Regions from separate parts of the Homo sapiens genome. Here region 1 is linked to region 2. Evidence: chromatin loops called from intact Hi-C (ENCODE). Cell type or tissue: CD4-positive, alpha-beta T cell. All regions are shown on one strand. Links, peaks and the distances in the headings refer to the core of each region. The heading gives the core; the rest is flanking DNA.

Region 1 (8,340 bases), core at 248-8,247, 61 kb after region 2:
TCAATGCTTTTCTCTTCATATTTCACGTTACTGTTCTGTAGTCTTCTCTCTTTGTTTTGGATACAGAGTTCACTGTCTCCCAAGCTGGAGCGCAGTGGCACAATCTCAACTCACTGCAACCTCTGCCTCCCGGGTTCAAGTGATCCTCCTGCCTCAGCAACCGGTGTAGCTGGGATTGCAGGCGTGCACCACCACGCCTGGCTAATTTTTTTGTATTTTTAGTACAGACAGGGTTTCACTGCGTTGGTCAGACTGGTCTCAAACTCCTGACCTCAAGAGATCCACCCACCTTGGCCTCCCAAAATGCTGGGATTACAGGCCTGAGCCACTGCGCCCAGCCTAGTCTTCTCTTAATATACACATGTGATATCATGCATGAAGGTGGCATGTAGATTATAAAACATAGGAAGATGTAATGCAGAATAACTTTTATTATGTATTAATAAGATGCTTGGTTGTTTATGGAGGAGTCTGGGAAAGTTATAGATGTGATTGTTGAGCAGCCTGTGGTATGTCGTGGAGAGAACCCTGCAAGGCTGAGTATTTGGTTCCCTACCTGCTGTGATTTGCAGGGTATTCTGTGCCTTCAGTACCACTTCCAATTCCTGAAAAGGATAATGGGGAACAGCCATAAAAGCAGGAATATGGCAGGTTTCTGATTATAATGTAGTTAATTAATTAGTTAATTACAGAGACGGAGTCTTGCTATGCTGCTGGGACTGGTCTGAAACTCTTGGGCTCACGCTGTCCTCCTGCTTTGGCCTCCCAAACTATTGCCAGTATTACAGGCATGAGCCACCTCGCCTGGCCTCTGATTCTAATTTTTGACAGTTTTGTCTGGAACTGTCCCTAAATATTCTTATCATCTTGCTTTGTTCTCTCATTGAGGGTCTGCTTATATCCCATCTTTGAGATACTTGGTTGTCTTTTCATTATTATCAGCCACAATGTTCTTTCTTCATGGAAATCTCCTCTGCCCCTTTTATGAATCATGAAGTTTACAATGCTGTCTTCTCCTTAGATGTATTGCCTGTGACACTCTACTAATAACAACAAACTTTAACTGCTTTGGTTGAAAATTTGATTCTAACCCTTTAAGCAGTGATAACTTAATTTTCCTGTCATGTTGAAGCCTACTACAATGATAAGAATTCTTGGAAATGGAATGATTTTGTAGAAAGTCAACTTTAAAAAGAAGAGGTTTTTTTTTTTTTTAAGGGAAAAAGAATAACTTCATATCTGATCACACTTAAAACATTACTAGTATTTCCTTGGATTAGTATTCTGTCAATAATGATTATTTGCCACTACACATGTTAAAAATGACTGTATATAGCTACTGTCTTTATGCAGAGCAAATTTGGAAGTGACTATTGAAATCATATACCTGTTAATATGAGAAGCTGAAGGCCCAGGAACAGAAGATTCTATAGACCTCTCCTCCCACCTCAAATTCTCCATGTAGGATGATTATCTGGAATATATATATATATACACACACATATATATATACACATACGTATTTTTTTGTTGTTTTTTTTTTTGAGACGGACTGTCATTCTTGTTGCCCAGGCTGGAGTGCAATGGTGCGATCTTGGCTCACCACAACCTTTGGCTCCCAGGTTCAAGCGATTCTCCTGCCTCAGCCCCCCGAGTAGCTGGGATTACAGGCATGCGCCACCATACCCGGCTAATTTTGTATTTTTAGTAGAGACAGGGTTTCATCATGTTGGTCAGGCTGCTCTCGAACTCCCAACCTCAGGTGATCCTCCCACCTCGGCCTCCCAAAGTGCTGGGATTACAGGCATGAGCCACTGCACCCGGTCCTATTATCTGGATAATATTTTAAGTTCTTCCTTTTTTTAAATTTTTTTATTTTTTAAATCATGAGCTGGGATTTAAAGGGGTTGTTGATATCTGAGTTATGACTTAAGAGTGTGATATTCATTCACCAGAGCCATACTATTTGCATCTCAACCTTGTGCTGTGATTTGGTTGCTTTTTCAATTATACTCCTCCATGGCCCCTGATGGTTTTTATTTTGGATACTGTGTATTGATGGGGGAAAATTTGAGGGGAAAAGGGTTATAGATTTTTTTTTTCGCTACTTTTTTTAAAAAAAGTTTTTTTTTTCCCCACTGGGAAGTGGCAGAGTAATGTTTACAATCTGTAAAACAGAAATATAATGGGGCTTGCTTAGAAAGATACAAACGTAGATGGAAAACAAAATTTTTTTTCTGGCCAAGTGTTATGGCTCACGCCTGTAATCCTAGTACTTTGGGAGGCTGGGATGGGAGGATTGCTTCAGGCCAGGAGTTCGAGACCAGACTGGTCAACAAGACTGGTCAGCATAATGAGATCCTGTCTCTACAAAAAATAAAATAAATCTGTTTTCCTCCAAAATATTAAGCCAAACAAAACACTTTTAAAATCCCACTATTTTCATCTATATTCATACTCCTTGTCTTTTAAGAACTATGCAGAGGAGACTTTTGAGAAGATGAATGAAACTTGTTAATATAAAATCTGGTGAGGTTTTTTTTATGGCTTAAACATTTTTTTCCTCCCTTAACTCTTTTGAAAGCAAAAGCAAGGGCCTGGAGGAAATCTTACTTAGAAGAGAAACAAATCCAGGTTCTATTAGATTGGTGCAAAAGTAATGGCAAAAACCGCAATTACTTTTGCCCCAACCCAATAGCTTTCCTTTGAATGCTTAATCCCAAATAATGGAATGTTAGGTCTTGAAGTGATAGTCAAGCTGTTTCAGAGTGAGAGAGCTGAGGTCTGGTGTGATTAAATGATTTTCTCAGGGGCTCGTATGAGTTGACAGACTAAAATATTGGTTTCCATTTCTAGTTTGTTTTTCCACTACTCCCTTTCCTATTACAGGACTGAATTTCTCATGGATCTAGCTAGGTTTGCTTAGTAGATCAATTTGAGCACGTAGGAGCAGTTACAACATTTGTAAGATAATAAATAGAGAAGAAAGACCTTTGAATTTCATCCCTTGAAACTTTTGAAAACAATGAAGGCAGAGACATTTTATTTATTTATTTATTTATTTATTTATTTATTTATTTATTTAGAGTTGGAGTTTCACTCTTGTTGCCCAGGCTGGAGTGCAATGGTGTGATCTTGGCTCACCGCAACCTCTGTCTCCTGGGTTCAAGTGATTCTCCTGCCTCAGCCTCCCGAGTAGCGGGGATTACAGGCATGCGCCACCATGCCTGGCGCATTTTTAGTAGAGACAGGGTTTCACCATGTTGATCAGGCTGGCCTCGAACTCCTGACCTCCCGTGATCTACCTGCCTTGGCCTCCCAAAGTGCTGGGATTACAGCCGTGAGCCACCATGCCTGGCCAGTGGAGATATTTATAAAAGGTTATTATGTAACAAATATACAGTTGCTTCTTGGCCTTTTGGCTAAGATTAAGTGTAAATATAAATTTAGAACTGTAACCTTCCTTCATACTGATTCTATGTTGGTTCTCCTCTGTTTTTAGGCTCTTAGAGGAGTTGGATAGAACCTTCCTTGATAACCTTAGAAACCAAGTGGATTTTTAAATATTTCATCATTTTATATGTCATATATATGTAGTCCTCTAGTCTAGATTGAAGTTAGGAAGTTAGGAGAGGACTCCAGTCTGTATTTGACGTGTGATCTTTGGAAAGGGACAGCAGTATTGTGTTTTTGTCTCTCTTCCAGTAAGCCTTTTGCACGCCTAGAAGTGTTTTCTCTTAAAGGAAATTAGATTTGCTGTTTTAATTGCTGATCTTAGGCCTGTTTTAACTGTTTTTGCCCCTTTTCAGACTATTTCAAATTCATTTTGGAAGTATGTGATGATCTTATTACTGCTTTCTTCTCAGGTGGCCCCATAACATGAAAACAAAAAGAGATTGTGCATTTTCTTTAACACTATGTAAATAATCATAGCTGACATTCACTGACTACTTAGTGTTTTCACATGTATATTAACATTTGTCATACGTCTCTGTGGGAGAGAGTGTTGTTTATCTATGTTTTAGAGAAGAAACCGAAACACAACTTGTTCATCATTACACAGCTAATAAGAAGTATAGTAGCGATTCAAACACAAGAAGTTTTCTTTTTTTTTTTTGAACTTTATTCTACTGCCTCTCAACATAGAGATATTGTAGAGACCCAGCATAGAGGACCCAGAACTTAATCAAACTAATAAGGGGTGGCCATTCACATTATAAAAGTATTTAATGGAGCACTTCTATTAAAAAGCAGGTTTCTAGAGTGTGTGCTGTGTTGTTTTCTGGTCGAAAACAGAGGGAGTAATCTCATTGGTATAGGACCTTTTCGTCACTCTTTTTTAACCACTTAACAAATCCCAGGACTGCCCTTGGGTCAGTGGGCCATCCTTGATGCAGCTGTTGTCCTTTCCTTGCAAAGAATAGTCCAGCATTGCCCAAGGTACATAAGGCTGTTGAGCTGAAAGAGGAAGTTGACTTAGGGTGATAGGTACTATGATGGACACATACATATAGGCACCTCTCCTGAGTCTCTAAACGGTTATTCAATTTACATGCAGCTTTTAGAAATACATGTATTATATAAAACAAAAGAATACAACAGTTTCAAAATCTGCACATTTTGAATATTTATTTCTATTTGATGATTTCTTTATTAGGTAGTTATGACTTAGAGCCTGAAATCCACCTTTAATGTTTGAGGATATTTATGTGCCTATTAATGATCTTGAATATCCTGCTATTGGCAATTTAGATTGCATCACCATGTGACCTAATTTTTTTTAAATTATTAATTTCATTTTAAGGCTATTGCCAAGTTGGAATGAAGGGTTTTTTTTTTTTGGTGGTGGTTGTTAGTTTTTAAGGATTTTAAATGGATGGGAAAAATAATTATTTAGCATACTTCTTCTTTTTTTTTTTTTTTTTTTTTCTTTTTTGAGACACAGTCTCACTCTGTCTCCCAGGCTGGAGTGCAGTGATGCAATCTTGGCTCACTGCAACCTCTGCCTCCCGGGTTCAAGCAATTCTCCTGCCTCAGCCTGCCAAGTAGTTGGGATTACAGACATGCGCCACCATGCCTGGCTAATTTTTGTATTTTTAGTAAGACAGGTTTTCACCATGTTGGCCAGGCTGGTATTGAACTCCTGACCTCAAGTGATCTGCCTGTCTCAGCCTCCCAAAGTGCTGGGATTACAGACGTGAGCCACCGTGCCCGGCCCATACTTCTTTTTTCTTTAAAATAATTTTATAAGGAAAATGTAATGCTCATGTTACACATTTAATGTATTTAGTTATTTTAATGTATACTCTTTTTACAAACAGTAGCTTAGAAAGTTTATTGCTACAAGAATATGCAGTTATCTGAGTGGAGAGAGTTCTATTTTTGAGCCTCATTCATTTCATAGCCATGTCTTGGTGGTAAACTTGCTGTTGGATTTTTTTCTCTTCTAGTTTTCTTATTTGTTTTTTTTTGAGATGGAGTTTTGCTCTTGTGTCCCAGGCTGGAGTGCAGTGGCGCGATCTCAGCTCACTGCAATCTCCACCTCCTGGGTTCAAGTGATTCTCCTGCCTCAGCCTCCCTAGTAGCTGGGATTACAGGTGCCTGCCACCACGCCTGGCTAATGTTCATATTTTTATTAGAGAAGGGGTTTCACCATGTTGGCTGGGCTGGTCTTGAACTCCTGACCTTATGTGATCCACCCACTTCAGCCTCCCAAAGTGCTGGGATTACAGGCATGAGCCACCACACCCAGCTTCTCTTCTAGTTTTATGTTTTTAGGTAACTATTTTTCAATTGATAATAAAAAACTATGATGCATGAATAGATAAGAGAATGAAGGTATTGTTATTAAAAATAAAGTATCTGTTTTTCTGAATTCTGGGCTTATTCAGCTTCTTAGAGTACAGACTGCTAGAGCTAAGTCCAAATTTTATTTTCTTTTATGTATTTCATATATGAGAAAAGATTTTCATTCATGTTCTTATATTTGACATTCTTAATGGTCAGTAAACTTTCTGTAAAGGGCCAGATAGTAAATATTTTATGCTTTGTGGGCCATATGGTCTCTCTTGCAGCTACTCAACTACGCCATCATGGCGTGGAAGCTGCCATAGAGACTACGGAAGTGAATTAACTTGTCTCTGCTTCCGTAAAACTTTAGAGGAACAGAAATTTGAGTTTAATATAATTTTCATGCATCACAAAATATTATTTTTTAAAAATATTTTTCAGCCACTTAAAAATGTAAGAACTATTTTTAGCTTATAGACTTTGTAAAAACAGGTTATGGGTCAAACTTGCCTGTTGGGTAATTGTTTGCTGACCTTTGTGACTGTGCTCATTGTCTTCTCTTTTCTTCCCTTTCTCTTAACATCTATCTCCCTTATTACTTATTCTCTGTTTTGCTCATTTTGCTGCTCAGTCATATATTTTATTTCATTATTAATGTGTATATAACTTGATTTTTTTAAATTAAATTTTAAGCTATGGAGGGTAGGGGTCTATAATTTTGGCCTCTTTATTGCCTTGCATTTTTATAAAAGTTATGTGCTTCGTAAAAATTGGGGAGGATTGCAGAGAATTAATATCTATCATTTAATATTTTGAAAGATTGTTGGGTAAATTCTTTTATTTCACTTATTAGTTTTTTAAACATATGTCCCAGAATGGTTCTATCTCAATGAATAGAAGTCATCTATTCATCTGCGAATTGATTTTGTTCTTTGTGTCATGTACTGTGATTGATGATATGAACAGTCCTCATTTAGTCTTTACCACCCCCTACTTTAAAAAAAAAAAAAAAAAAGAGATGGAGTCTTGCCCTGTGGCCCAGGCAGGAGCGCAGTGGTGCAGTCATAGCTCACTGTAACTTGAAACTCCTGGGTTAAATAAAGCAATCCTCCGGGCTCAAGCAGTCCTCCTGCCTCAGAATCCACAGTAGCTGGGATTACAGCCACACACTATGTGCCTAGCTAACATTTTTTATTTGGAATTTTTTGAGAGACTGAGTCTTGCTTTGTTGTCCAAGCTGGTCTCAAACTCCTGGCCTGACGCTACTTTTTGTATTTTTAGTAGAGACTGGCTTTTGCTCTGTTGGCCAGGCTGGTCTAGAACTCCTGGCCTCAAGTGATCTGCCCAGCTCGGCTTCCCGAAGTGCTGGGATTACAGGCGTGAGCCACTGTGCCTTGCTGCTTACCTTTCTTTAAACATGTTGTTTTACAAAAGTGAATTAGTAGAATTGCACAGTGAAATAAGATTGGAGAAGTTACAAAAAGTTTATCCCAACCCATTTGTTTAGTAGAAACCAACGATTAAATCTCAAACTGGTCATTTCAACTAATTTGCTTGAAAGAAATGGAAGACTGAGTAAAGATAAATAAAGGTTAAAATGTAAATGAAGAGGGTATCTGACAATTAGCGTACTTAGTGAGTTTCTCCCTTGGCTCAACAAACATTTTGTTTGCGTGTCTGTACTGCTATGGGGAACTGAGACTAGTGAGCGAGGTGCACAGTGATAGAATGTGTGTGAGGTGCTGGAGGGGCACGGGAGGGTACGCCATTCAGCTTGAGTGGTTGAGGGGTTCCAGGAGGACCATGTCTTGGGGAGATGGTGTTTGGACTTCTTTTTCCCCTTTATTAGCTTTAAACGTTGCTTAGAAATGCATAGTTGCTGAAAATAGTTAAACAATCTAGAATTTAGTAAAAAGCGCAAATCCTTATTTATACTTTCTGCTATCAAATCCCCATTCTTCAGAGTTGTAGTTCGTAGACTGATAAATATGCTCCCAAATTGAGCTCATGCTATGCATATAATTTTGTAGCTTGCTTCCCCCCCCCCCAATATAATACTCTATCCTGTGCAGATTTCCATATCAGTAGATACAGATCAACCTCATTTAAAATCTTCTGCCTCACATAATGGTATGGATATATGGTAATTTATTTACATTATTTCCTATTGCTGCACATCTAGGTTTCTAACGCGTTACACTGAATATCCTCATACACATACATTTGTTCTCGTGTGTAAATTAAGTTTAAATGATGAGTAGGTGAAGGGACTGAGGACTGATGTGAATGAAAAATGTTTTCTAGGTTAAGGGGACAATGCATAGTTTGAAAAACGTTGCTGAAGCAAATGAGAAACTTTTAGTCAGGAAGAAGTATTTCTGTTTCTGTGCTACAGAGTGCAGCACCTTCCATTTTCTCCAGTCATATGCTAGAGCATCTCATTTTATCATAGGCATTTCTTTACTGAATAATTCAAAGTTATTTTCTTATTTTAGAGATTTAAACACTTCTTAAAAATAAATGTTACCCAGTGGAGAAGCAGAATCACAA
Region 2 (8,340 bases), core at 227-8,226:
TTAGGATTTAGAAAGGGTAAGTAATGTGTATGACATTTCTGTTTCAAATATATATATATATATATATTTGAGGATAAATATATGTATATATATTTATCCATATGTATATTTTATACTCATACTCATCGCTCATCAGGTAAAATGTATACCTGCCTATGGTTCCTAGTTTCACGAGTTTAAGAAATGCTGCTTCATGGGACCTGTTCTAATTCTTGTTCTGCAAGCTAGTTGTGCCAACCTGGGCGAGTCCTTTCCAGGAGCTTTGAAGTTCTTATAGCTCTGTAAGACAATGACTCTAGATGTAGGAAATCCTCCCTGCTTTGGTGTGTGGCTAAATGTCTTGCTGCGACATACAGTGAGTTACAAGGCAAAACCTAACCACTCCTCAAGGGACAGCCCTAAGGAAGCATTTGCAAAGCATAAGTCATAGCACAACAGCTGAGGGAGGCCAATTCCAGATCCCAAAGCACCTTGTGTTTCCAAGTTAAGGAGTGGGAGGAAGTATGGGGAGGTGTGAATTGCTTATCTCCATAGTGCCACCCACCTCTGCTGTGTTCGAGAGTCACATCAACAAGCTGCCGACAGCTCAGTGGGCAATGCCCCTGCCTACCCAGGCTCCCCTTTTAGCTGCCAATTATGGAATCAGCTGAGGAGGAAAGTGAGGGCTGGTATGATCACCAAAAGATTGGAGGCCCACATGCCCACTGGTCATCTCTGCTGAACTTCTTTGCCAGATAGTTGCCTGGCAGGTCAGCTGTTCCACGGGTGGAGGGAAGGGTTGACTCTGACGAATTGCATGTACAGAGCAATTTAGCCAATGCAGTGGTGCTACACACCTGCTTTGTCAGTGGCAGCATGCCCTTGGCACTAGCCTACCAATTAGTTTTGCTCTAACAAATCTAATTATCTGAGAGCAGTTAAGAAAGCCAGGAGACAGAAGCATGAGGATCCGGAGCAGTGGGAGCTGGGACCAGGGGAGTCGGACAATTTCTGTTCTTTGGATTAACTGTGTTGTGGCCAGTCATGTAGAAATCACAGCACACTGAACAGCAGTGCACTTGGAGGCACAAAGGCTCAAGGGTGGGGGTGGATAACTCCTTGCACTTCTGGACTCTGCCATTTCTCTAACAGTTTATTCGTCACTCTGGCTATTTTTACTAACTTGAAACATCATTCTTCCTATTGCATTCCCAGAGCACACACATTTTTTTTTTTTTGAGACGGAGTCTCGCTCTGTTGCCCAGGCTGGAGTGCAGTGGCACAATCTCAGCTCACTGTAACCTCCACCTCCTGGGTTCAAGTGCTTCTCTTGCCTCAGCCTCCTGAGTAGCTGGGATTACAGGTGCCCGCCACCATGCCGACTAATTTTTGTATCTTTAGTAGAGACGGGTTTCACCATGTTGGCCAGGCTGGTCTCGAACTCGTGACCTCAAGTGATCCACCTGCCTCAGCCTCCCAAAGTGCTGGGATTATAGGCTTGAGCCACTGCACCTGGCCCACATCTCGTATTTTGATTTTTTTTTTTTTTTTGAGACAGAGTCTCACTCTGTCGCCCAGGCTGGAGTGCAGTGGCACCATCTCGGCTCACTGTAAGCTCTGCCTCCTGGGTCCATGCCATTCTCCTGCCTCAGCCTTCCGAGTAGCTGGGACTACAGGCACCCGCCACCATGCCCGGCTAATTTTTTGTATTTTTTTTTTTTTTTTTAGTAGAGATGGGGTTTCACTGTGTTAGCCATGACAGTCTCCATCTCCTGACCTTGTGATCCACCCACCTTGGCCTCCCAAAGTGCTGGGATTCCAGGCGTGAGCCACCGCACCCGGCCACATCTTGTATTTTGAATGTGTAGTTTTGGACTTGTAGCATTTTGGCAAGCATTTGTTTTGGTGCAAAGGGTTATTAGTAATGTCAACATTAGAACATTTTAAAAAGGAATACTTCTTCTGGTGAAATAAAACCTTTTTAAAAAACTTTTTTTGAAGTCATGATGGTAATAAAACTTGTACTATGACATAGAACAGTGTCTACAAAGGGACTAATAGGTAAAATTCATCCCTTCAACACACACATTTTTTAAACAATAATGACAGCAACAACAAGCTACCTTGTCATTATAAGAGATTAAGGAATGAGGCATCTACAAACCATATTTATGAGGTAGTTTGGGGTAGGGAGCTTATCTTTTCTAGTAAGGTGGGGTAGGGAGCTTATCTTTTCTAGTAAGGTGGGGTAGGGAGCTTATCTTTTCTTGTAAGGGTCATATTTGGCTCCATTCCTATTGTTTATAAAAATTAAAGAAATGCTTTAACTTCAGCAAAGAAGTGGCCAGCTTGGCTTTATTGATCAGTACCAGTTTGATCACATGATGGCGGAAGAGGAAGAAATAGACAAATTAATTTCTATTGCCTTATGTTTCCCTAGCACCTCCACCAAGAATCTAGAGGCAGTTCAAGGGAAAAGGCAGATAAAGGAAAAGCAGTGCATGTTCATGTTGAAGGTGGTAGGTGACTTTTGGCAGTTAAGGAGACTTGAGTGCCCCAGGCATCGGCAGCAGTGGGAAGGGGAATTACTATTCACTGCAGGCCCCTTTGTACTATGTGCAAACTCTTACAGTTTTAAAAAAATAAACAATAGCAACAAAATTAAAGCTCCCTAATATTTGGATTAAACCTCTTCATTTTTGTATTTGGTAATATCGACATTTAAAAAAAAAAGTTAAAATAAGGTATGTAATTTGGTGCCTCCTCAAAGGAAATATCAAAATGTCCTTGATAATATTGCATGCTTATGTGTAAGCACTTTCTTTTCTTTTTTATTTTTCCTTTTTTTTTTTTTTTTTTTTTGAGATGGAGTCTTGCTCTGTGGCCAGGCTGGAGCGCAGTGGCACGATCTCGGCTCACTGCCACCTCCACCTTCCAGGTTCAAGCGATTCCTCTGTCAGCCTCCCGAGTAGCTGGGACTACAGGTGCATGCCATCATGCCCAGCTAATTTTTATATTTTAGTAGAGACAGGGTTTCACCACGTTGTCGAGGATGGTCTTGATCTCCTGACCTCGTGATCTGCCCGTCTCAGCTTCCCAAAATGCTGGGATTATAGGCGTGAGCCACTGTGCCTGGCCTGTGTAAGCACTTTCAAAGCCATGAACTGAGCATGAAAGTGAGGATCCAGTGGAAGGGCATATTTGCCAGCTAACAGGTAACAGGAACAGAAGTTAAGTCTTAAAATTTCCTCTGGGTTTATTTATTTTTTAAAATTTTTTATTTATTTTAAAGAGAATTGCTAATCTTCTCTGTATCGTTCCAATTTTAGTATATGTGCTGCTGAAGTGAGCACATTTTCTCTTGGAACTGAAGAAAATGTTTGTCTTTCCTGACAAACTGGTATGAGCTCTTTCCTCAGTTAATTAGAACAACATCACAGTGCATTTTACTTTTTTCTTTGTCTAAAAAACAAAAAAGCCTAGGTTCTCATTATAACTTTTTACTCTCCTCCTAAGTTTTTCACTTTTTAACTTTCATTTTAACTTTGTTATTATTTAATTTTTTAAAATTCAGGAGACATGCACGATACAAGCGATTAAAAGAAATAGGTAAAGTTTGAAATTCTTCAGGGTCTACCTTTCTTGGAATAATAGGTCTGAAATTTTTTTTTCAATTGGAATTTTTTTTTCTGATTATAAAAACCGTCTACTTGTTTACCCCAAAAAAAGGAATAAAGCAAAAGAAACAGTCACTGCTAACACTGGATTCACTTCCTTCCCCCTCCACCTTTTTTTTTTTTTTGGTAGGACTACATGCTCTACATGGTATTCTACTGTATGGATATACTGTAATTCATTTAACCAATCTATTAGTAAAAATTTAGGATGTATCTTTTTTTTCTCTAGAAACAACATTGCAGCAAACAGCCATATCTGTGTGTGTGTGTGTGTGTGTGTGTGTGTGTGTGTGTGTGTCCTTATTATTTGTCCTGTCCTTTTCTGAGGATAAATTCAAAAGATATACATATTTAAAATTTGGATATATATTGCCAAACTAGAAAAGTTCTATGATCCTACCAATAGGGTGTATGAGAATCTCTATCCACAGAGTCTCACCAATACTTACATAATGTTTTCCTCTTATACATGTTTCCTGTTTCGTTTTTGAAGGTAACTTATCTTCTCATGAACCAGCGCTTTCAGAACTGTGCAGCACAGCAAGCCAGGCTTTTTTTTTTAGAACAGGCATTTCCTCATGGACTGTGTGTGTGAGAAGGAGGGCTGGAGGATTTGGATTTGCTCACCTCTCAGCAATAAGGAAACCTCATATCTGGCAGACATGCTAGTTGTGTATTAAATATTGAATATGAATTGAGCCTAACTATTTGCCAGGCCCTATGCCACATGATAGGGATATGAGGGTGAAAAAAAGCAGTCAGTCTCTGCTCTCAGGGAGTATACATTCTCATGCAGTATTTTCTAAGGCATCATCTTCTATCTCGACCATGTGATAGGGGAAGAAGACGTGCACGTCCTCACCGGTAGAATAAAGGCACTAAACCAAGATAATGCTTTTGGGTTCCTTCTAGCTCAGGTGACCTATAGTATTTAGGAACTTAAGAGTACAGAAACAAATTTAACAATACTTATAGAATGTTTGCAGTGCAAGAAACTATTCTAGGCATTGAGGGTACACTGAAAACTAAGACACTGTCCCTACTTTTAAAGAATTCACGGGCCGGGCCCGGTGGCTCACGCCTGTAATCCCAGCACTGTGGGAGGCTGAGGCGGGTGGATCATGAGGTCAGGATATCGAGACCATCCTGGCTAACACGGGGAAACCCCGTCTCTGCTAAAAATATAAAAAAATTAGCCAGGCGTGGTGGCGGGCGCCTGTAATCCCAGCTACTCAGGAGGCTGAGGCAGGAGAATGGTGTGAACCTGGGAGGTGGAGCTTGCAGTGAGCCAAGATCGCACCACTGCACTCCAGCCTGGGCAACAGAACGAGACTCCATCTCAAAAAAGAAAAAAAAAAGAATTCATGATGGCCGGGCACAGTGGCTCATGTCTGTAATCCCAGCACTTTGGGAGGCCAAGGTGGGAGGACTGCTTGCATCCAGGAGTTGGAGACAGAGTGTGCAACGTAGTGAGACCCTGTCTCTACAGAAAATCAAAAATTAGCCAGGCATGGTGGTGCATGCCTATAGACCCAGACCCAGCTACTCAGGAGGCTGATGCAGGAGGATTGCTTCAGCCCAGAGTTCAAGGCTGCAGTGAGCAGTGAGCTATGATAGCCATTGTATTCCATCCTGGGCAACAAAGCAAGACTCTGTCTTAAAAACCAACCAACAGGCTGGGTGCAGTGGCTCACACCTGTAATCCCAGCACTTTGGGAGGCCGAGGCAGGTGGATCACGAGGTGAAGAGATTGAGACCATCCTGGCTAACATGGCAAAACCCTGTCTCTACTAAAAATACAAAAATTAGCTGGGGGTGGTGGTGTGTGCCTGTAATCCCAACTACTCGGGAGGCTGAGGCAGGAAAATTGCTTGAACCCAGGAGACGGAGGTTGCAGTGAGTTCAGATCGTGCCACTGCACTCAAGCCTGGGCAACAGAGCGAGACTCCAACTCAAAAAAAACAAACAAACAGGCCGGGCGCAGTGGCTCATGCCTGTAATCCCAGCACTTTGAGAGGCCAAGGTGGGCAGATCATGAGGTCAGGAGATCGAGACCATCCTGGCTAACATGGTGAAACCCCGTCTCTACTAAAAATACAAAAAATAAGCCGGGCGTGGTGGCGGCCGCCTGTAGTCCCAGGTACTCAGGAGGCTGAGGCAGGAGAATTGCATGAACCTGGGAGGTGGAGCTTGCAGTAAGCCAAGATCGCGCCACTGCACTCCAGCCTGGGTGACAGAGCAAAACTCCATCTCGAAAAAAAAAAAAAGAAAGAAAAAGAAAAAGAAAATAGGGTAGAGGCCGGGTGCAGTGGCTCATGCCTGTAATCCCAGCACTTTGGGAGGACGAGGAGGGTGGATCACCTGAGGTCAGAAGTTCGAGACCAGCCTGGCCAACATGGTGAAACCCTCTCTCTACCAAAAATACACAAAAAAATTAGCTGGGCGTGGTAGTGGGCACCTGTAATCCCAGCTACTCAGGAGGCTGAGACAGGAGAATCGCTTACACCCAGAAGGCAGAGGCTGCAGTGAGCCAAGATCACACCACTGCACTCCAGCTTGGGTGATGGAGCGAGACTCTGTCTCAAACAAAAAAAGAGAGAAGAGAAAATCAGAGTAGATCAGGGTAATGAACATTGGCATCCTTTTTTGGTCACTGTTAGGGACTGAACTGTGCCAAAATTCATAGGTTGAAGTTCTAACCCCAATGTGACTGTACAGTATTTGGAGATAGGCCTTTGAAGAGGGAATTCAGGTTCCAATGAGGTCAGTGGGTGATGCGCTAATCCAACATGACTAGTGTCCTTATAAGAAGAGGAGCAGATACACCAAGGATGCACACAGGGAAGGGCCACAGGAGGACACAGTGAGAAGGCAGCTATCTGCAAACCCAGGGAAAAGGTCTCAGCAGACACCAAAACCGCCAACACCTTTCAGCTCCTGAACCTTGAGAAAATACATTTCTGCTGTTTAAGCCACCTAGTTTGTGGTATTTTGTTATGTCAGCTCTAGTAAACTAATACAATCGTCCTGCTTTTGAACACCCTGAATACCTGGGGAATCCTCCACTTAGACAGCAGAGTCAGCCTGCCACTTTCAAAACAGGAAGCTACATCGTCTCTCCCAGCCCTCACACACAGGTAGGATTGTGACCTAGGGTTGGTCAATGAAAAGCACCCTCCCCAGACTTGGTCTCAAGCCACAACAGAAGGAGCAGCCGCTGCACAGAATCCAACAGAAGCGGCGACAATGGAAGAGGCATGTTGATGCCCAAGGCTCGGTGGCATGGCTCAGGGTGGCAGTGTCCTGGGTTAATGATGGTGCAGGCTGTAATGTCTGGAGTGGGTGGCAGAGGCATAGCATCTTCACTGGACTAGTTCTAGTTGGTGGGTTTAGGCCTTGTCACTGTCTTCATGGACCCCAAACCTCGATCTCTACCCTCCTGGTGATCTTGGGAATTACCTAATAGACTTTTTATAATTTCTTAAAAATCAAATTTTGCTGGGCACGGTGGTTCACGCCTGTAATCCCAGCACTTTGGGAGGCCGAGGTGGGCTGATCACGAGGTCAGGAAATCGAGACTATCCTGGCCAACATGGTGAAGCCCTGTCTCTACTAAAAATACAAAAATTAGCTGGGCATGGTAGTGCATGCCTGTAATCCCAGATACTTGCGAGGCTGAAGCAGGAGAATTGCTTGAACTAGGGAGTCGGAGGTTGCAGTGAGCCGAGATTGTGCCACTGGACTCCAGCTTGGCAAGAGTAAGACTGTCTCAAAAAAAAAAAAAAAAAAATCAAATTTTGCCAGGCATCATGGCTCACACCTGTAATCCCAGCACTTTGGGAAGATGAGGTGGAAGGATCACTTGAGCCCAGGAGTTCCAGACCAGCCTGGGCAACACTGGGAGACCTTGTCTCTAAAAAATATAAATAAATAAATAAATAATCAGATTTACTGAGGTATGGTTTACAAATTAAAATGTACCTATTTTAAATGTGTAAGTTGATAGGTTTTGATGAATGTCTATGCCTGTATAATTATCACTATGATCAAGATAATAGAACAATCCCATCACCCCAAAAAGTTCCCTCGTACCCCACTGTAGTCAGTCCTTCTCTGCCCCGTCTAGACAATCATTGATATGTTTACCGTCACTATAGATGAGTTTTGTGTTTTCCAGTATTTTATAGAAATGGAATCATGCAGTATATATACTCTCGTGTCTGGCTTCTTTCATTCGGTGTCACGTTTTTAGAATTTGCCCAGGTTACCTTTTTAATTGCTGAGTATTGTTCTGCAATTTGTTTATCCTTTTACCTGTTGATGGACATGTGGATTGTTTCCAGCTTGGGGCTATTATGAATAAAGCTTCTATGGACACCTAACAGCATTTTAAGGAATGCTTTTCTTGCTTAAGCTAGCCAGAGTTGGTTTCTGGTGCTTGTGAAAGGCCATGGCTGAAATGGTTCGTATGATTGGCGTTTTGGAGGTGGTGGTGACAGAATTGAAGATGGGGCTGGTGAGAAAGGCCAGTGACCGCTCTTGTGTGCTGGAGACAATGGGAAGACACTACAGACACTACAGCATTTTGAGTCTGGAAATGAGTAACCAGAATGACTTTTAATATAGTTTTTTTTTTCTTTTTCTCTTTTGAGACAGAGTCTTGCTCTGACACCCAGGCTGGAGT

The links. Peaks named below come from ENCODE experiments on the same cell type or tissue, not always from the same donor. Only the 100,000 strongest peaks of a DNase experiment are listed, where the experiment ranks them.
Region 1: a loop joins it to region 2, with 2.9 times the contacts of the local background. A loop is called at or near these places in 11 of 110 quality-filtered maps.

The regions. Positions count from the first base shown.
Region 1 is chr3:195,393,383-195,401,722 of GRCh38, reverse strand. The region is part of intron 1 of ACAP2 (ArfGAP with coiled-coil, ankyrin repeat and PH domains 2); the gene reads left to right. Among named protein-coding and RNA genes, the nearest start is that of ACAP2, 45 kb to the left of the region's middle. RefSeq lists an enhancer at 6,880-6,969. In CD4-positive, alpha-beta T cell, for the core only: no CTCF peak of the experiment used is centred there; no DNase peak of the experiment used is centred there.
Region 2 is chr3:195,454,416-195,462,755 of GRCh38, reverse strand. It overlaps the pseudogene LOC124906341. Among named protein-coding and RNA genes, the nearest start is that of ACAP2, 16 kb to the right of the region's middle. In CD4-positive, alpha-beta T cell, for the core only: no CTCF peak of the experiment used is centred there; a DNase peak (open chromatin) is centred at 4,135; H3K4me3 peaks cover 596 bases; H3K27ac peaks cover 535 bases.